Regions from separate parts of the Homo sapiens genome. Here all the other regions are linked to region 2. The links are chromatin contacts, found by Hi-C in ENCODE. All regions are on one chromosome and are shown on one strand. Each heading gives the region's core, a stretch centred on a gene start or an enhancer-like site at or near the end of the contact. The rest is flanking DNA. Distances are from core to core; before and after follow the strand shown.

What was found. A loop is a pair of places that touch in the nucleus more often than their neighbours do. Pooled maps may share reads with other maps.
Region 1: a map of B cell shows a loop between it and region 2 (8-fold over the local background). The contact joins the enhancer-like site here to the promoter of BEND4 in region 2. A Hi-C loop is called at or near these places in 1 of 168 maps with a recorded cell type or tissue (B cell), 9 of 37 single-sample maps with no recorded cell type and 5 of 50 pooled maps.
Region 3: a loop to region 2 is called in a pooled map, with 19 times the contacts of the local background. The contact joins the promoter of PHOX2B here to the promoter of BEND4 in region 2. A Hi-C loop is called at or near these places in 4 of 50 pooled maps.

Annotation. Positions count from the first base shown.
Region 1 is chr4:42,625,260-42,629,899 of GRCh38, forward strand. ATP8A1 (ATPase phospholipid transporting 8A1) reads right to left here. Exons shown (of 37, transcript NM_006095.2): 2 at 1,736-1,850; 3 at 355-454. Among named protein-coding and RNA genes, the nearest start is that of ATP8A1, 30 kb to the right of the region's middle. RefSeq lists a silencer at 1,709-1,758. Within about 2 kb of position 3,097, at least 15 of the 41 ENCODE cell types and tissues checked have a DNase peak (open chromatin) inside an H3K27ac peak, as active enhancers do; they include B cell, where a contact is called at or near this core.
Region 2 is chr4:42,150,673-42,155,435 of GRCh38, forward strand. It overlaps BEND4 (BEN domain containing 4), which reads right to left and starts at 1,983. Exons shown (of 6, transcript NM_207406.4): 1 at 1,860-1,983; 2 at 985-1,704. The coding sequence starts at 1,471. RefSeq lists an enhancer at 457-1,300 and silencers at 1,066-1,155, 1,356-1,675.
Region 3 is chr4:41,747,111-41,751,939 of GRCh38, forward strand. It overlaps PHOX2B (paired like homeobox 2B), which reads right to left and starts at 1,615. Exons shown (of 3, transcript NM_003924.4): 1 at 1,260-1,615; 2 at 239-426. The coding sequence starts at 1,500. It overlaps PHOX2B-AS1 (PHOX2B antisense RNA 1), which reads left to right and starts at 1,239. Exons shown (of 4, transcript NR_187403.1): 1 at 1,239-1,476.

The DNA.
Region 1 (4,640 bases), core at 1,847-4,346, 480 kb after region 2:
AACTAATTTAAATACAAAGAGAAGCACAAGATTTAACTTCTTGCATTCTAAGGTTCAGAGTTGATACTTTTACTATGAAAATTAGCATTTTAAGAAAACGTCCCATCCCCTTTACCACCCAAAATGAACAGTCCTTGCCACATCAAATTTATAGAACACCCAAAATAAGCTGATAAAAATGAATCAAAAGGCTGGAAAAGGTAGTGGATTCCAACACTGCTTGCAGCAGGAGCCAGAAATGTCCACCAAAACCAGCTTATCTCTCGGCATTTACATAAACCTCAGGGGATTGGTCACGGGCTTAACATTTATTAGTACCTGAACATTTGACAAGGTTTTATGACGTGACTTTACCTGCAGCAGTGCAATAAAGAGAAAAAATGAATTAGCAGCTCTTCTGAACTGAGAGTAGAGAAATCTTGGAAGGAATGTGATTATGTTGTATTTTGCAGTGCTAGAAAACAAAAATGAAAAGTAGCATAAAACTTCTCCATAATTAGCACCCACACTTACAAAGTTCTGTTACTAACATATAAAAAGTTAGATAAGGAACATTTGCCGGCTGTTTCAAATTGGGAGAATATTGCAAAGGGTCATTAACCTAAATGAAAAAGAGTGAAAAGGTTAAATAAATGGTAAAGCATGAATACCACAGATTTTTTTTTTTTTGCATAATCTTTTGTCCTATTTGGCCAATTATTCTGCTTAACATTACTAGAAGTAGCTTACAAAGAAGAGCAACTTTGGAGTTAAAGGGCTCCAGCCCTCCATAAGACAGAGTACAACGTGTGACTAGAAAATAAAATCTTGCCAAAAGAACCCCGAAATCAGCAATTTGAGCAATTTGACCAGACACTGTAAACAGAGATGCCTTTCCTGGATAATTTCAGGGAGATCTCTGGGGTTCTGTTTGAATTTTCTTCACTGCCACTCCAGGAACATGGCTAGAAATCCACACTAAACACACCAGATATGCCCACATCAGTAAGATATCACTACTTAGGTCTTAGAAACACCCAGATCTTCCTCTTGTTTATCAAATAGAAAGGAGATTAAAGCAGACACATGCCACATTACCCAAATTGAGAAATGTTCCTCTAGAATTTGAAATTGTACATATTAAGTGGGCACTTCTCAAATCTAGTTAACTCTGCCACTGGAGAAACACTTTATTGGTATTGAAGGTGTTTATGTGGTCCCAGAAGCCGCATAAGTGGCCAGTGCTTACACAGATACTTTTTACATTATTGTTGGAATGAAAACACAACAGTGCAGTGAAGTAATTCGCACAGCCCTCCATTCCTCCACACCATACTAAACTTCACAACTATCAAAAACCAATACTTAAAGACTATATAACCAGAAGGAATTCTTGGTGCAGAATTGCAAAGACCTCTTCTAAAATGTTAAAACTTGCTAACCAAAACCAGTAACGCATCGCTCTATTAACAGGTTTAGGACAGAGGCATTTACACATAAGCAGCTTTCATTATTCAATATCTATGCAGCATCGGCAGAGGATGGGTGCTTATTCTTTCTGCTCCTCGCTATTTCCAGATTCTTATGAATATTTCTCTATGGGAGAGAAGATGGGGAAACAGCCTATTCACACTGCCAACAGGGAGCTCTCAAATATTAACTGACTGCACTGAAAGCTCTTTGCAAGCATTTTCATTTTGACCTAACCAGCTCTGCTCTGCTGGCTGGTCTCATGGCATTCTTTGGTAGTTCTTACCTGACATGGTTATTGCAGAATTTTGTCAGCTGGGGCTGGTTGATGAAAATAGTCCTTACTTCCTCCTGGTCAGCCAGTGAGGTCTTCTCTGAAACATCATCTGTCTTCTCATAACCTTAAAAAGAGATCTTCTTATTGTACAAGAAATGTTTTATTGTCCAGACCAAAAACAGATTTCATAACTAGTCTAGAATATGAAATCTGTTAAAAGCTACTTGCTTCCCCTTAACTGTTGTTTCTTTTATAATAAAAAGTAACATCCCCATATTTAACATTTCTACTAGATTTAAAGGGCAGCATTTAACAGTCATGTAAAAACTGAGCCATATCAAAAACAAGACATAACATCAACTTTCCATTTCCCCCGTAAGTGTTCAACTTCTTTCCTTCCACTATATAAAAAGATGCCCAGAAGTAAACCTTAATTTTAAACTGGTTTAAATTACAGTTTTAGGTAAAACTAACAAGGTAATTTAAAATATAGTCAAAAATTAAAGCATATGCATTTAATACTTTTCTGGGTTTTTTCCCAGATGAAGACAGAAGAAAAGATAAATAGTAAGGTTTAAATAGAGAACTGCAACAATGATCCAACTCACTATCATCACCTATTTTTTTCTCCAGTTAGAATTCATGTTCACAAACGAACTTTAAATTTCTCAAGAGCACTTCAAGTCATCTCATAATCATTGAAACAACAGGATACATTCAACTGGGTACTTTGTTGCAATGTTGACAAACACTTTAAAAAATACATACAAGTTCTAGAACAGAATATCAACAGATAGTATTTTAAACAGCTTTTTGTGTCTTCTAGTGAAAAATCAAAGGGGTGACAACAGTACTGTATCTCCAAAACCCATTTTTCTTCTCTTTTCTGCCTAGCCAATGCCAACTCCTCCCATAAGACCTGCTGACATGTGGTTTCTTCTGAAGTGTTCTATGATGTTCAAGTTAGGTAAAACGTCTTTGGGTTTCCACAGCCCTCTGAACCTCCCCACTCTTCAGCAAAACACTTACCAGAAGGTTTTGTTGCTGCCTGAGTCAGGTTCCCCCTACCAGAATGGGAACTCCCTAGGGCCATAGAGGGTGTGTTATTCATCTTCTCAACACCAGTGCCAACAAACAGCAGGTACCCAATGTTTGCCGAATACATATACCCAATGAAAAATGAGTGGTTGACTGTTTTTTGGGGGCAAGAAAAGCTGCTCCACCCACTGATGAAAAAACAACTGTTGGCCAAGTGCTGGTAACAACTATGTGAAAAGCTGGCCTGTGGGGTTTGTTATAGTATGAAACCAGAAAATCACTGAGGTGTTCTACAAAGGTGAGAAGCATGAGCACAGGGACTGGGGTGTGAGAAACGGTGTCATGTGTGCAGGGGAGAGCAAACAGGGCAGTGCTGCTGGAGCACAGACAGAAGGCGGACGAGAAACCACGCTGAGGAAGCACGCAGGCCAGGTCCCAGAGGACCCTGCGCTCTGCTTGGCAGCCAACCACTGAAAGCTTTCCAAGTAGGAGGGGCACAGGGTGAGAGGCACATTGTATCCTTATCACCCTGGAGGTCACATGGCTCCGAGTAGATTCTGTCACACCCATTTTGCAGTTTCAGACCCAATCAGCAGCTTTGCTCACAGTGTTTCCCTACACCATGTTCTAAACACATACTTTTCCCTCTAGTTTTGTATAATTGAAATTTCACACATGGGTTATTGAATAGAGGGAGATCAATCTTTAAAAAAAATTGAGTCCTTTATTAGGTCTTCCTTCGTGGTAGCATGAAGACCAGAGTGTGCTGTTCCCCGCCTCTGGATTAGAGAGAGAGCCTCAAAAAAACCAGCTCTTCACTCCACTCTGAGCTGATGTTCTCAGGTTGTGTTGTATTTACTTTATATAATGGACTTTTGAGTGTTGTATCTACTTTATGTAATGGGACTTTTGAGGGCCCCGCCCTTGGATGTCCTTAGCTGAGGAACTGGGTGTTACTCCATCCAGACACACCTACTTACATTGAGGTCTCAAACGCTGCTGGGAGAGCACTGGATATTGCTATCCACTGAAAGCAATTGGATACTGCATCTCCCCCTCAGATATTAACTTGTATTCAAGAATTTCTGTGGGGCAAAGGATTTTCCTTGAACTAAAGGGACTGGAATTAACCCCATCCCTTATGTGGGAATCAGAGTAATTAAAACAATCCTAATGGATTAGTAGGGGCCCAACCTAGGTCAGATAATAAGGGATCTTTAAAGAGAAAACTCACCAAAATGAAGGGGAAAATCTAAACTGTAAACTGTTGCCAGGGGTAGGACCATCGAAGAGACTGGATGGCTCTGAGCACAGGATTTCACAGACAACATAGGCTTTCTTTACCCAGGCATTACAGAAAAGCTTTGGAAAGATATTGTACATGAAGCTGAATGTATGCAGAACGCTTCGCTCTGTTGTGCCCTGACCAGGTGTGATACTGAGGAAGGGAGATCTGCACTGAAAGCAGGGAGTGAGGCTCTCAGCCAGTGGAGCTGGTAGGCACCTCTCCCCTGTCTCCTCAGCAGTGACATGGAGAGCCATCAGGCACCTGAAGCCCACTCCCAGAATGTTTGAAGGCCAGAGATTGCAGGTATCACCTTCTGTTATGTATCCAATTCTGTTTACTCCTAGCAGGTGACAGCAAGCTAGCAGTAAACAGGCACAGCAACCTCAGAGGTTCTCAGAAATATCTCAGTGAACATACTTGACCTCAGAGATCCTCAGGAATATTCTGATGAAGGTACCTGGGAAAAAGACTAGCATTTTTGCTAATTTGGAAGTGAGAGTTTGTAACCATTATAATTAAACTCTTCAATGCAATCATCTTACATTGCAGAAATGGGCAACTTAGGTCTGGACTTAACGTAAGTAACCT
Region 2 (4,763 bases), core at 733-3,232:
CTTGGGCGCAGGCCTCAGGCTGTGGCCTCGCAACCAGCCCATCTCGCTCCCTGCAGGCAGGCAGTGGGCTGCTTTGCCGGGCAGCGCCCGCAGACTCGAGATAAAGGAGAGGAGTCGCGGACCCCAGAGTGGGTGCCTCCCACGAGGCGTTTCTGTAAGGCTCGGGCCGAGATGCTCGGGAGGGGCAGGACCCCGCGGCGCGGCAGCGTGCCACGGACGGGGACGAGGGGATGGCGGGGACGACGACGTGGGCGGTGGGAGCAGAGTGCCTGCGACTCCCGGGGCAGGAAGGAGGGGCGGGATGGTTCCCCGCGCCCGAAATCCACGGCGTGGCGGACGCGGAGGAGCCCCGAGTCTCACAACCAAGGGGTGGGAAGGAAAAGGGACAGAGCGAGACAGAGCGCCCCCGAGAAACACAGGCGCACAAAAAAAGACAGAAGGAAAAACGGAACTGAGAGCCAGCCAGCATGGACTGCGACAGCGTGAGAGTGCATCAAAGAGGTGGCGAAGAAAGCACTAGAAGGCAAAGGAGAAGTGGAGAGAAGAAGAAACAAATGGAGGAAGAAGGAGAAAGGGAAAAAGCAGACGGAAAAAGTGAAGTAGTACGAGGGCGTCCCAGCGGGGCGGCCCGAGAAGCTCCAGCTTCTTCCCGAGCGGCCGCCGCTATCCCCCGGGGGGGCGTCTGGCCCCACTCCGGACCACGCCCGAGCGATCCTGGTCGCCGACTGCCACAGCCGTGCTTCCCGGCGCGGGATCCAAGCCGCGGAGCCACCTGTTAGGCGCGCGCCGTCGGAAGCCCAGGCGCGGCGGCGCTGGAGAATCCTCTCGAAGTTTCCGGGTGCGCGGGGAGGCCCCAGGTGCGCCCCGACATCCCGACACGGCCCAGCACGGGTAAGTGTCGGCGGCCCCCCGCTTCTCCTTCCTGGGTCCCCTCCCGCTGCCCCCGGCCGTGGCGGGAAGGAAAGTTGTGCGGAGAGTTGGTACCTGCGCTGAGCTCCAGGCTGGCGCTGTCGCTACCCGTGCCGCCGGTGCCGGCGGCCGCCGCCGCGCCTGGGCCATACCTGACGACAGCGGCGAACGAAGACGACGAGGAGGCGGCGGGGGACGCGGGCGGCGGCTGCGCCGGAGTCCTCAAGTGGCCCTGGGATGTGGCGGGCGTGCAGGACGGCGACGACGACGAAGCGGCGGCGGCGGCCCGGCCGGGCCCGGGGGGGTAGGAGCTCTGCGCCTGGAACTGCTGCGGCGGCGGCTCGCTGCTGCTGATGGAGACGGCGGCGTGCGGCGCGAAGGGCGGCGGGGGCGGCGGGGGCGCCCGCACGTGCGGCAGCTCCACCAGGGTGGGTCGCTCGTAGCGCTTGGCCAGCGCCGGTCTCTTGCTGGGGAACGTCTTGAGGACGCTGTAGGGGCTGCGCTGCTTGTAGATTTTGGGGACGCTGGGCCCCTCCTCTGCCGGCTGCATCTCTTCCTCCATCCGGCGCCTCGGGGCCGGTCCCTCGGAGCACGTCCCCTCCCCGCCGGGCGCCGGGCTCCGAGGGTGCCTCCGCCGCCTGCCCGCCGGGTCTGCCCTGGTGCGCGCGTGTGGGAGGGTGTGTGTCTGTGCCGTGGCCGCCGCCGCCGCCGCCTGTCGCTGAGGCTGGCATCGCCGAGCCCCCGCGCGGGGGGCTGCCGCCCGAGCTCCTGATTGACAGGCTGCCTCGCCAATGCCTGGAGGGAGAAAGGAGGTAAAGAGCAAGTGTTTAGGGTAATATCTGCTAATGATAATGGGGGCGGGGCGGGGCCTGGCGCCGCAGCCGCCCGCGGGGTCTGCCTGGCGGCTCCGCGCCTCCGACGGGGAGCGGGGGAAGGGGGAAAGCGAGGACCTGGAGGACGCCCGGGAACTGGTGAAGAAGGTGGGGATCCGGGATCTGGCTACGGCGAGACTTTAGAGACCCAGATGTGGACTCGAGGCTTCTGCGGCTGCGGGCGGGGTCCGGCTTCCGAAACGAGCTCGTGGCGCCCCCTGCATGACCCCAAACTCTCGGGGTTGCACAGAGGAGGGGCTAGTCGTTGGGGCGGGGTCGTCAGAGTACGTGTGTATTACAGCAAGTTCTTCTACCAATCGGGAATTGCTCTCCGATCCTTCTGAAAAGAACCTCTTGAAGATCTTGGCCCGGGTGGTCGCGCGGTGTTTACGGGGCTTTGGGGTCCTGCTTTCCCCGAGCATCGCGGCCTCTGAGCTCATGCGGAACATAAAAGCTCGCAAGGCGTAGAACTTTTTCACGTTTTCATTTGTTTCCCGTAGGGGCCCCGAGAACGTGCATGACACCATGATTTCCCCCCCATTATAAAGATGAGAAAACCGAGGCTCTGAGAGGTTGAAGGGAATTGCCCAAAGTCAGACACTCGGGAGTGTGCGGCTGTGTTGCACTGACGCATCCAGGTTATTTGAAGTCAACTCCTCACTTCCCATAGCCAGTAGCCTCTGTGCAATTGAGTGGGGAAATGTCCTGATACCTCCCTTTGAGGTGATGATTACTTTCAACAGTGTCATTTTTAATATATGTATATGTACTTGCAAGCCCAGGGAAACACGAGAACTCACTCCTTGCATTGTTTTACTCACTGCAACTGGCGCCATCCGGCGAGGGTCTGGAGGGTGCCCAATTTCAGTAGCCGTTTGAATGAGAGATCTCAGTCGTTGGGAGGAAGATCCTCCATGGGATGCAGATGTCCTGGTCTCTCCCAGCCACTTTTTGGGGCAGAGGGTCCATTGCTCCCTATCCCAAATCACCCCTCTTCTAGGCCAACCAGCATACCCTGCCCCAGGTTTGCTTTTCAGCCTTCCTTTTTCGTTCTCCAGGTCAGAGTTCTGGATGCTCCTTGATGTAGGACCCTCATCTCTGCACTCTGAAGTTTGTTTCCTTTTCAGAGCCTTCCTTTTATTCTTAGGAAGGTGACCCATTTTCTTCTGGGGGTTCACATCTTTTGGCCTCTCTTTCCCTGGTCTCCTTCCCTTTGGAAGCTTTTTCTCTCTGCCTTGCTGGTTCAGCTTCTGTATTATTCCCCCCTAGATTGTCTCCCTCTCTCCTGCAGCTTCCTCAGATGGTGCTGTGTCCCCCCCCCAATCCATTTATTAGAGATGAAATAAATAATGCCATAAATATAAGTATTTGGGAGTCCAGGAACTGTCAGGGCTGATTAGGGCATAGAGGACATTTTCTTTCTCATTATGCAAAAGCATTTCATGGGGAAATAAAAGAGGTTTCATTGTAACTCATGCATGTCATATTTCAAGGAATTCAAGATATTAATCATATTTAACATTATTTGCAATGTTTCTCCCTGGCTTCTGAAAACTGCTAAATGAGGACACGTGGATCACTAGGAAAAGGAGACAAGCATGAGAGGGACAGTTAAGAAATAATGAAATGCTGGTGAAAGAGAAAGAGAATGAGATGCCAGGGAGATGTTTCTTAGGCACGTAAGTGAGAAATGGGGGAGCTACTTCTGAGACGTGAGACAGCTGAAATTGAATGATATACTGGAGGAAATAAATGATAACAAACCTCCCCACACTTTCCTTTCTATAAAGCAGTTCTGAATTTTGCATTGAAATGTTTTCCTCCCACTTTACTCCCAGATAATTTGCCAATAAGTCCTGGCTTTTGAAAAGAAATTGGGGTGGTGGCAGTGTGGGGAGTTAAGAGGAGAGAAATCTTTTAGTTCTTCTGAAGAAGTAATTTCCTGTACCTGGGGGCTTCCTCTTCTATGTAGTTTTAAATGTATATCCTCCTCACCACTTAAACACCTTAAGAGACTGGGAACAATACTTCTATTGTATATTTTCTATTGAAAAGGACATGCTGTCCTTTACATCAAAAAGTGATTATTTCTATAAAACTGAAATAATCAAATTAGTCATTTAGCTTTTAAAAGTGGGGGGAAGGGGGAGGGGAAGGTGCCCAGAGGAAAAATATTTAAAAGTTTTAAATGATCAGCTTTCAGATTTTCATGTGGGCAGTCACCTATGTCTGCGTCCTGAGTTCATAGAAAAGTGAAGTACTTAAGAATCACCCTTTTAAAAATAAAATGAGCATTTACTCTAAGTGTGGAGTTGAAGGCAATTTTAAAATTATAGCTGACCACTAACCCCTGCCTGAGATTGTATTTAACTGAGTATTGTACATAGATGTAATGTATTTAAGTGTTCATAAAATTACTGGTAGCACTCTGTGAGCATCTTGCTCTAAATTGTGGCCTAAATTATCAGATAGTGACTTTGCTGATATCTTCTCTTAGGGGTCTCATAGGAGCTGATAGAATAGTAATTATACCCATGCTTTAAATCTTTTTAGATATTTACTCTTATCTCAAAAAAAAAAAAAAGAGAGAGAGAGAGTGAGAGTGAATTTTGAAAAGCCAAGTGGCTATTTATGGACAGGGTGATTTTTTGATTGGCAGCATGTCAATTCCTTGAGCCATCCAGAATATAGCTTTTAAATAATAGCTCAGCCATGGGAAATGCTTTTTATTGCACCAATTTCAATGATATTTAATGAGCTTCTGATTGACTGTTTGATCTCCCAATGTTTTGTGCTACTTTTAATTCATTTCGTATAATAGAAAAAAAAGTAATTGGAATAAAATTTTGTGACAAGATAATGACCTTCCACTTTGAAATTAAATGTCTGATTAGCTTCAACATTTTAATGCCAAGATGATATTGCAGCAGGAACAGGAGTATGCATACTATCATTTGGTACAAAATGACTGAGGAATACTCC
Region 3 (4,829 bases), core at 365-2,864, 400 kb before region 2:
CCCCATGTCTCTGCTCGGGTGGGAAACACTTCGCAACTGTAAATAAAATGCCAAGAGCGTGCGCTCTAAGCCTCTCTCGAACGCACAGCCACACCAAATCCAGTATTTCTGATCGGCCATGGGGCCCTAGGTCCTTCTCACTCGAGGCTCCAGGACTTCGAATTTCACCAGCCGCCCCTCACCCCACACCTCCCCGGACCAGTGCGGCGGAGCGGGGTCGGTTTCCAGGCGCGCGTACCTGGACTCGCGCCTCTGTGAGGTCGATCTTCAGGGCCAGCTCCTCCCGAGTGTAGATGTCGGGGTAGTGAGTCTCCGCGAAGACCCTTTCCAGCTCTTTGAGCTGGGCACTGGTGAAAGTGGTGCGGATGCGCCGCTGCTTGCGCTTCTCGTTGAGGCCGCCGTGGTCCGTGAAGAGTTTGTAAGGAACTAGAGTATGACAGAGGAGACAGAAAGTGAGCAAATCAGCCGGCAGCTCGCCGGCCGTGGAGCTAGAATGTGAGGACTCCAAGGTCAGGTCATACGGCAGCCGCTACCTACACCCGCGCGAGAGAGTTGCCGAGAGAAGCTGCGGGAAGAAACCGAGGAAATTTGTTATCTGCGGAAACCTGGGCTCAAACTTCGGGCTTGGCGGAGTCCTTTCTGGCACAAGCGCCTTTGGGTGGATTGAAACAGCGCGATGTGACGGACTTGAGATAGTGCTTTCAGCAGGAAAAAACCAGAGAGGAAAAAAATCCAAAAACATCAGTCGGAATATCAGGGAGCCAGGAAAGAAGTTACCAAACAGTCCCACTTTGGGAACTTTTCAATTCTCAGAAAGTTGACCCGGCTCAAAAGTTGGGGGAAAGAGCTGCAAAAAAATAATAATAAATTAAAGAAATAATCATAAAAATGACCAGCCAAAGAGGTGTGAGCCGCTGTCGGTTCTTAAAAAAAGAGACACTGCCAGTAATGAGCTTTACTCTTTGTTATTTAATTATTTTCTAAGCTTTACGTCTCATCGCAAAGTAAATAAATTATGCCTATCATTTTGGCAGCTTAAGATAATTTTGTTGGCGGTTCGGGTGTGACTAGGATAGTGTAACCCTGTAAGTGAATTACCCCTCCCTGCAATCGCTTCTAACGTGATAAATTCTTTCATTTGTGTAAGCAAATTTCGTTTGGTAAATACTAAACACATTTCCATTTTCAAATGCAATCAAGGCTTCCTATATACGGGCGGAAAGGCGGCTTCCTCCGCTGAGAAAGCTGAAGGTCCTTACCTGCGGCGTACGGACTGCTCTGGTGGTCCCTGAGGGTGCCCAGGCTGCAGGATCCCGGCGTGAGGGAAGGGCAGCCGGACGTGGCCCCAAAAGTGGTCCTTATCGGGTTATACTGGAAGCCACTGGCCTGGCTGCAGGAACTGAAGTCAGCATAGGCTGAAGCCAGGCTCGAGGTGTCCATCCCAGCCATACAGGACTCGTAGGCAGAGGAATTGAGGTAAGAATATTCCATTTTATACATTGAAAAGGTTCTGGATGGCTCAGCCAAGTGGAAAAATGAAATAAAAGATGGATATGGAGAAGGTGGCTGGAGTGGGGAGATGTGCACAGCTCAACGCCTGCCTCCAAACTGGCCTCCTTACTACCAGCAGAGCCTAGTTTTATGAAAAAGCCTCCTATGAGATGCCTTGTCTGAGGTCTCTAGAGCATATAGTCCTCATAATAAACTTGGCTCTTTCCACTTGGACAATAGCAAAGCGGTTGGTCTTATTGCTGGCGCTTTTTACATGACAATAACTCATCCGTCTATTGGGCTGGCACTGGGGAACTGAGCTGTCCAACCTCCCTATCATTGATTCCTGCATCTCTAATTAGAATTTAATACCACACCATTACGCACCGAGCCCCTGATCCTCCCTTCTAACCAGCTCCCTGCCCTTTAATTCAATCACACTACTTGGAAATAATGAAAGTTGGGTGACGATTCTCCCTGATCCAATTTCCCCGAGCTTTTAAGCCTTTTTAACTGATCATATACCTTAGGCATAAATTGAGATAGTGTGTGTGTTTTCCCCCTTCTTCGTCCTCTTCTTTTTTTCCCCCTCGGTTAGGGAGAAGAAACCTTGATGTCATAGAAAACCTGTTTTGTAAGAGTGTTACACGCTCAATTTAACAACAAGCCTACCCCCCGAAGTGCATGAAATGTTATAAAGGACTGGGACATTGGCAAGACTCAGGCGCCCTGTAACATAGAGTAAGTGGGCCAAGGGGGTTTATGTGAACGATAAGCGGATTTCTTTAAAAATACACCTGGTAGAGGGGGTTAAAAAAAAGAGAGACAGAGAGAAAGCATCTTATAAATTGCATTTCTTCTTGCAGCTAAATGTGCTTTCAAGAGACTCAGGGTATACAGCCACTTAAAAATAATAATAAAAAAATCTGAGGAAAGCTTTCGAATGTGAAACATCTGGATTCTCGACCGTTGTGTTCTTTGCTCTCAGTTCTGTCTGTTTGCATTAGCGCAAGCCTTGGTTGGTTTGAGTTTCTGTGAGGTTGTTCGTTTTAATTACACCATAACTGGCAAGCGAGCATGAAGTGTACCCAAATGTATCTCCTCTTTCATCTCTTTCGGGCGCTCTCCCTCTTTCTCGCCTCTTTTTTTTTTTCAGGTGCCCACAATCCTCCACAGACCCGGGGATTGTGTCTGTTTGCCTTTTAGGTTTGCGGACTGTAGTGAGGGAAATTCTTGCCATGTAAATGCCCAGGCAAGGGCTCCAGGTCGGGCACCTTTCTTGTCCGATTCCTCAGGCTTTTGGGTGCTGGCAGCGAGGCACAGACAAAGGAGCGAGCAGTGATTTGTGGACTTCAGTGGCCCCATGATTTAAGCGGAGGGTAATTTTCATTTGGTTTGTTAGGCCCTAGCAGAATAAGGGAAACTATTTCATTAAATCCTTCCTCTCGGTGGACAAGAGGGGGAAAGCTTAGCTGAATCGCCGTGTGGTGTAAACAAACCCTGGATATTTTATATGAATTAAATGTGTAGATAATTAGTTTTATTGCATTCATTACCCCCTTTATGTGCTCTGTAACAAGTCAGTAATTAAAGTAACAAACTCATAAAGTCTTTATAGGGGCATTTAGGCGTTCAGTGTTTGCCAAACTAAGTGGTTTAATTCGATGCTAGTGCCGGGGAGTGGATGGGCTCCCGCTCTCCCCTGCCACCGTGTTTTATTGCGCACTAAACTGCCGCGGACGCAGTAATGGATTAAACGGGGACAGCGGTCCCCCAGCCTTGTGCTTCTTTGCAGGGTGAGTTTCAGGCTCGTTTCAGGTGGTTGCAAATCCTCGGGGCGTGAGGAAGCGCTAAAGTCGGGAGTGCAGGGAGCCGGACCTACCGAGGATCCTGGTGATAGTTTTATGGGGAGGGCTGATAGTTTTATTGCAGTTGTATGTTGTACAATGCGTATTTGATAAAGAAGGGCCCTTGGTGACCAGTGTGCACTTTTTTGTGCACGGGGGTGAAATGAAAATAAATGTATACAAGGTTTTACTGCGGCGGGAAACAAATTGCAACGCTCTAAATGGTTTTTCTTTATGGTCACCAGACAAGAGGAGAAAAGGGATGCAAACATCTGTCTTCAGTCCCCTAAACCTAAAGGCCAGCAAAGACGGATGCGAATCCAAGTGCTATTACAGCGGAGATTTGTCTTTATTTATCCCGCTCTCATGAATATGAATTTGCATTTGGGCCGGGAGGTGGCTGTATCCCTTTGGACTCCACACATGGAATTTCCCCCACGCTCATCCCCCTCCCCAACCACTTAAGGGAGGTGGGGGATAGGTTGTCAAGCACAAGGCTGAGATCGTCCAAGTTTCTTCGTTCCCTCGGATTTCGGGTTGGGGGATGTGCTTGCTGGTTTTCTGAACGCAACTCTGCCGCCGAGGCCTGCACTCAGGAGATGTGGATGTAGGGAGCACAGGCCGGGGTGTCCACCGCCAGCCCGCTCCTCTGCTGTAGGGTTTAAGCGCGTTTCCCTGCAGAAGAGAGTGACCAGGGGTGGTCAGGAGGTGATGAATTTCGGCTCCAAGGCCTATTTTTGACAGTAACCAGGTTCACACCCCGCTTGGCACTAGAGCCTTACTGCACCTGGGGTGTGTCTCCGCGTGGTGCAGAGCGCGCGCTCTACTCCGGAAGCTACGGCCGGGTGCCGCGCCACCGCTGTGCGCCCTGGGCCTGATCCCTACGCCCTAGTCGAGTGCAGGGCAGGGCAATTTCGCCGTGGGTCCTAGTTTGCTGACAGTTCCCAGGCCCCTTTAGCTTTTGGGGAGGAGGCGAGACTAGGACCTAAAAAGTGCTGGGAGCTCGGAGTAGAGGGGTTCATGTTGCCAGTTTCTGAGGATTGCTCTTAGGTGAAGATGTGGAACTTGGAAATTTAGGTGGTGCACAGAGGCACTTCCTGAGCGAAAGGGAGTGTTGGGGTGGGGAGTTCAGTGGGCACCTCAGGGGACCTGGATGCTGACGGGGCATCAGAGGGTGTCAAAAGGAGAAGCTAAGGGATCTGGGCGAGGTCTCAGCCGAAGGGCGCTGGCAAGGGAAGTGCTTGGCCGGGGAGGGTGCCCGGGGGGCGGTCAAGGGGCAGGCCCGGGGCTCTGTCCCTCCCGGTCCTGGGGTCCCTTCCCGTCCCGCGGTTCCGGAACGCCTCGCCAGCCCTCTCTGGGCGCCCCCTGCTGCCGGGCGCCCCCTGCTGCCGGCCGCCCCGGGTCGGGGTGCCGTGAGCCTTCTCGCCTTTGTACCAGGAGACCTTTCAGCGCCGGGCCCACACGGTCGGATGAGCAAATGCGCTTGACTTC